Regions from separate parts of the Homo sapiens genome. Here region 1 is linked to region 2. A link is a loop called in an ENCODE intact Hi-C map of the cell type or tissue named here. Cell type or tissue: adrenal gland. All regions are shown on one strand. Each heading gives the region's core, and the rest is flanking DNA. Links, peaks and the distances in the headings are about the cores only. Region 1 overlaps PDS5A (PDS5 cohesin associated factor A). Region 2 overlaps SMIM14 (small integral membrane protein 14).

What was found. Hi-C counts contacts between places; a loop is a spot of excess contacts. Peaks named below come from ENCODE experiments on the same cell type or tissue, not always from the same donor. Only the 100,000 strongest peaks of a DNase experiment are listed, where the experiment ranks them.
Region 1: it touches region 2 in a loop (7-fold over the local background); 1 of 110 quality-filtered maps calls a loop at or near these places.

What each region holds. Positions count from the first base shown.
Region 1 is chr4:39,865,685-39,868,600 of GRCh38, reverse strand. PDS5A (PDS5 cohesin associated factor A) reads left to right here. Exons shown (of 33, transcript NM_001100399.2): 23 at 1,604-1,740. Among named protein-coding and RNA genes, the nearest start is that of PDS5A, 110 kb to the left of the region's middle. In adrenal gland, for the core only: no CTCF peak of the experiment used is centred there; no DNase peak of the experiment used is centred there.
Region 2 is chr4:39,566,154-39,569,069 of GRCh38, reverse strand. All of the region lies in intron 3 of SMIM14 (small integral membrane protein 14), which reads left to right. The region is part of intron 2 of UGDH-AS1 (UGDH antisense RNA 1); the gene reads right to left. Among named protein-coding and RNA genes, the nearest start is that of UGDH-AS1, 40 kb to the right of the region's middle. In adrenal gland, for the core only: no CTCF peak of the experiment used is centred there; no DNase peak of the experiment used is centred there; H3K27ac peaks cover 484 bases.

The DNA.
Region 1 (2,916 bases), core at 101-2,600, 300 kb before region 2:
TCCCAGCACTTTGGGAGGCTGAGGCAGGCAGATCACTTGGGGTCAGGAGTTCAAGACCAGTCTGGACAACATGGTGAAACCCCTTGTCTACTAAAAATACAAAAACTAGCTAGGCATGGTGTTGCACATCTGTAATCCCAGCTACTTCGGAGGCTGAGGCAGGACAGTCACTTGAACCTGGGAGGTAGAGGTTGCAGTGAGCCAAGGTCCCGCCACCGCCCTCCAGCTTGGGCAACAGAGTGAAACTCGGTCTCAAATAATAATAATGATAATTTGGCCGGGTGTGGTGGTGCATACCTATAGTTCCACCTACTCAGAAAGCTGAGGCAGGAGGATCGCTTGAGCCCAGGAGGTCAAGGCTACAGTGAGTTGTGATCATGCCAGTACACTCCAGCCTGGGTGACAGAGCAGATAGAGATGATTGTTACTAAATTTGTGACATTTAATAGATGTAAAGCTCAGTTGAAAAGTGGCAGATTTGGGATTTAAAATAAGATTGTATCATCTTCTTTGATAATCTTTCACTTTGTGTTGCTTTGTAGTCATCATATATTCTATCAGTTCATTTTTCCAGGTTGTCAATAAATATAATAAATAATACTTTGATTTTTTGGCTAGCTTTTTCACATATATTGGTAACAATCTTTTGACTAGACATTTCTAAGTAATTATGACTACCAATAATTACACAAAATCCCATTTTTTTGGTCACAATGTTAAATGAGACTGAATCAGACTTGATGGTTTCTTCAAAGTAGTTTTTCAATACCACAAAACTGAAACTCTCAAGTTATTTTCAGTCACCACAATCAGTACAGTTGTGGGGTGTGTGTGTGTGTGTGTGTGTGTGTGTGTGTGTGTGTGTGTTTTGGTTTTTTTATGAAACAGAGTTTTGCTCTGTCACCCAGGCTGGAGTGCAGTGGCACAATCTCAGCTCACTGCAACCTCTGCCTCCCGGGTTCAAGCAATTCTCATGCCTCAGCCTCCTGAGTAGCTGGGACTACAGGCGTGTGCCACCATGCCTGACTAATTTTTTTTTTTTTTTTTTTTTAGTAGAGACGGGGTTTTTTAGTATAGACACGGTTTCACCATGTTGGCTAGGCTGGTCTCAAACGCCTGACCTCAAGTGATCCACCTGCCTTGGCCTCCCAAAGTGCTGGGATTACAGGCGTGAGTCACCACCCCCGGCCTGTATAGTTTAAATTGTTGTTTTTAAAGTATATGTTTTCAAATAGTTTCAAAATCTTGCACAAACATCTAAGTATGAGAAGCCTAAATTCTGGAACCAGACTTTTAAGCAAGTTATCTATGATAATAATGTGTCTCAATTGCCTTATCTGTTGGAAAAAAAAAAATCTTCCTCATAAGAATTTTTTGGGAGATTAAATAAGTTAATACATTTACAGATCTAAGAAAAGTGCCTGGCACTGGTTAAGCACAGAGTAAATATTAGTTCGTATTGTTGCTGTTATTATCCCATAGACTTATTTAATAAAATGTCTGCTGATGGAGATGAGTAATCTCATTAATCTAATTAAATTAATTTTCCCTTTAATTGGAATTTTAAGTTGCTTTCTTTTTTTAGCATGTTAATATTTTATAGGTACAGGCAATTAAACTTCTGGTAAGGTGGCTGTTGGGTATGAAAAACAACCAGTCTAAATCTGCCAATTCAACCCTTCGGTTATTATCAGCGATGTTGGTTAGTGAGGGTGACCTGACAGAGCAAAAGAGGATCAGGTGAGATTTTTCTTTCTTTCCAGTTTTCTTAGTGCTGAAATTTTGGTGGAATTTACATAGGAATTATTTACCTAATGAATACTGAATGGTGTAATTACACCATGATCTTCAGGGTCAGATCTTATGTACTCATTTAGGGTTTGTCTGTCTGTCAGTATTGTTATTTTAATAGTGCCAATATATTTTTCTTCATTCCTAAAGAAGAGGAACTTTTTCCAGTAAATACATAATCATAATCACTATATTGTACTATTACAGTTAGCATCAACATTTGGTTCAATTAAACAAGTATTTGTTAAACTTCTACTTCATAAAACACTGTGAAAAGCATTGCAGCAAAAATAAGTAGGAAAAGTCCCTGCCTTCAAAGAGCATCCCTGTATTAAAGCGATTAAATAAGTGGAGTGACTTGAGTCCCATGAAAGTAATAAAAATTTAAGTGGCAGCCAGGCGCGGTGGCCTATGCCTGTAATCCCAGCATTTTGGGAGGCCGAGACGGGCAGATCACGAGGTCAGGAGTTCAAGACCAGCCTGGCCAATATGGTGAAACCCCGTCTCTACTAAAACAAAAAACAAAAATTAGCCAGGCATGGTGGCACATGCCTGTAATCCCAGCTACTCAGGAGGCTGAGGCAGGAGAATCGCTTGAAACCAGAAGGCAGAGGTTGCAGTGAGCTGAGATCGTGCCACCGCACTCCAGCCTGGGCAACAGAGCGAGAGCCTGTCTCAAAATAAATAAATAAATAAAAATAAAAATTGCAATGGCAACTCAAGGGAGAGTTGAAGCCTTCTTGTTGTTCTACAGATTTGGGTGTGTACACTTGTATGTGCACACAGAGATTGTTTACATTGTTACACATTTTCACTTTTAATCTCTAAAATTGCCATCTCATTTTAAGATGAAAATAGAAGCTCAGTTTTTCATGATCCTGGTTTCTGTCAAATTCTTGATTTAGTAGGGGCCAAGATTACCAACATAGATAACTAAAGTATTCTACATATGATGCATTCCTTTTTAAAAATTTGTTTTAGAGGACAGAGGTTTAATCATTCTTTATGAGGCTGAGTGCAGTGGCTTACGCCTGTAATCCCAGCACTTTGGTAGGCCAAGTCAGGCAGATCAATTGAGGTCATGTTGAAACCCTGTCTCTACTAAAAATATAGAAATTTAGCCAG
Region 2 (2,916 bases), core at 316-2,815:
AATAATTTTATTGAACCTCCCCATGGGAAAACACGTGTTTATTACATGTGCGGCTTTTGTGACTCTTTAACCAGCCCCGCCTATAACCAAATATAGTCATTCCTGTGGGTAAAATGTCACTTCCTAACTCTAAAAAGAAAGGTGAAACTTTGAACATTCATTTAGGCATATTGGCAAGTTTTTCTTTCCCCCCAGTTCTTTTAGCAGTTGGTAAAAATCCTTTCTGAGAGCTAGGCTTTTAAATGGTTAAACAGTAGTTTACTGTGAGGGATAGAATTATTTTTCTTATATTCTAAATTTTCTCCAGTGAGCTTATACTTTTTTCTTAAAATAATAAAACATATTTTGTAGCTATCTTTATATTTAGATACTACTATTCAATTGGATAGTATTGTGCTACTATTCAATTGGAAAAAGTTATTTTTTAAAATTAAATATATGTTTTAGGATCGTGGGAATTTGAGGCTTCTTAAGAATTGAAATAAGCCTTGAAGAAATACGTTTTATTCTCTTCTGACTTTTTTAAATTGGTTGCTTTCGTTCATTTCTGCCTTTTATTTCTGTAGTTGTATTTTGTATATATTCCATTGTCTTATTTTTTTACTCTTCCCCTTTTCATAGGTGTTATTCCATTGTTTTAGAACAGTGTTTAATCATTGTGATATCAGAAATATCATTTATTCATTTAGTCATAGAAGCAGCTGCTAGGTAGAGTCAATGTTGTTAAAACACAGACCAAAGAGTAAATGGTGGAGAAATATATACATGTATATGTTCTTTTTTTTTTTTTTGAGAAGGAGTCTTGCTCTGTTGCCCAGGCTGGAGTGTAGTGGCACAATCTTGGCTCACTGCAACTTCCGCCTCCCAGGCTCAAGCTATTCTCCTGCCTCAGCCTCCCAAGTAGCCAGGATTACAGGAATGCACTACCACACCTGGCTAATTTTTTGTATTTTTAGTAGAGATAGGGTTTCGCCATGTTGGCCAGGCTGATCTCAAACTCCTGACCTCAAGTGATCCACCCACCTCCGCCTCCCAAAGTGCTGGGATTACAGGCGTGAGCTACCGCGCCCGGCCTGTATGTTCTTATTTATACAATCTATTTGGGCTTTAACATTTGGCACTGAATATGGTTTGGGGTGTTTTTGTTTGTTTTTTGTTTTGTTTTGAGACAGGGTCTCACTTTGTCACCCAGGCTTGAGTGCAGTGGAGCAAACAGGGCTCACTGAATCTTGACCTTCCAGGCTCAGTAATCCTCCCACTTCAGCCTCCTGAGTAGCTGGGACTACAGGAGCATACAACCATGCCCAGCTAATTTTTTTTTTCCTTTCTTTTGAGACGGAGTCTTGCTCTTGTTGCCCAAGCTGGAGTGCAATGGCATGATCTCAGCTCACTGCAACCTCCACCTCCCAGGTTCAAGCGATTCTCCTGCCTCAGCCTCCTGAGTAGCTGGGATTATAGGCGCCTGCCACCACACCCGGCTAATTTTTGTATTTTTAGTAGAGATGGGGTTTCGCCATGTTGGCCAGGCTGGTCTCGAACTCCTGACCTCGTGATCCGCCCACCTCAACCTCCCAAAGTGCTGGGATTACAGGTGTGAGCCACCATGCCCGGCCTAATTTTTGTATTTTTTGTAGAGACAGGGTTTTGCATGTTGCCCAGGCTGGTCTCGAACTCCTGAGCTCAAGCAGTCCACCTGCCTTGGCCTCCCAAAGTGCAGGGATTACAGGCATGAGCTGCCACACCTGGCCCATTTTGAGTACTTAGCATACAATTCTTAGCCTTCTGCTTCTTCCTGATAAAGTTGTAATCTGAGAAATTATCTAGTTTCAGCCTTTAATAACTAAATCTTCTCCATATTTCCCATGTCACATTTTTTTCCTATTGTCACATTGCGGCTTCCTTTTTTTTTTTTTTTTTTTTTTTTTTCTTTTTTTGAGATGGAGTTTTGCTCTGTCGCCCAGGCTGGAGTGCAATGGCGCAATCTCGGCTTACTACAACCTCCACCTCCTGGACTCAAGCAGTTCTCCTGCCTCAGCCTCCCAAGTAGCTGGGATTACAAGCGTGTACCAGCATCCCCAGCTAATTTTTGTTTTTTGTTTTTTTTGAGATGGAGTCTCACACTGTCACCAGGCTGGAGTGTAGTGGTACAATCTCAGCTCACTGCAACCTCCACCTCGCAGGTTCAAGCGATTCTCCTGCCTCAGCCTCCCGAGTAGCTGGGACTACAGGTGCACGCCACCACGCCTGGCTAATTTTTGTACTTTTAGTAGAGACAGGGTTTCACCATGTTGGCCAAAATGGTCTCGATCTCTTGACCTCATGATCCGCCTGCCATGGCCTCCCAAAGTGCTGGGATTATAGGCGTGAGCCACCACGCCTGGCCTAATTTTTGTATTTTTAGTAGAGACAGGGTTTCTGTATGTTGCCGAGGCTGGTCTTGAACTCCTGACCTCAGGTGATCCACCCACCTCAGCCTCCCAAAGTGCTGGGATTACAGGCATGAGCCATTGTGCCTGGCTGCATTGCGGCTATCTGCTGTCTTCTTTCTCGGTGCGTCTGTCTGTCCTCCAGACCTCTTAACTTTTATCCTTGGAATGCTCCAGGACTTAGCCCCTGGATTATTTCCTTTTCTAGACATTCACTCACTTGGTGATCTCATCTGGTCTCATGACTCATTACTTGTATGCTGATGACTGTCTTTTGGGCATTTCCACTGGGATGTCTAACAAGGCACCTCAAATTCAACATCTTCAGAATTTCTGCTTCTCTTGAGATCCTTCCTATAACAGTTAATGGCAGTTCTATCCTTCTGAGACTCATCCTTGGCTTCCCTTTTTCTCACACTGTCCAGTCATCTATCAGCAAGCACTATCTTGAAGATACATCCAAAATTCTACCACTTCTCACTATCCCACT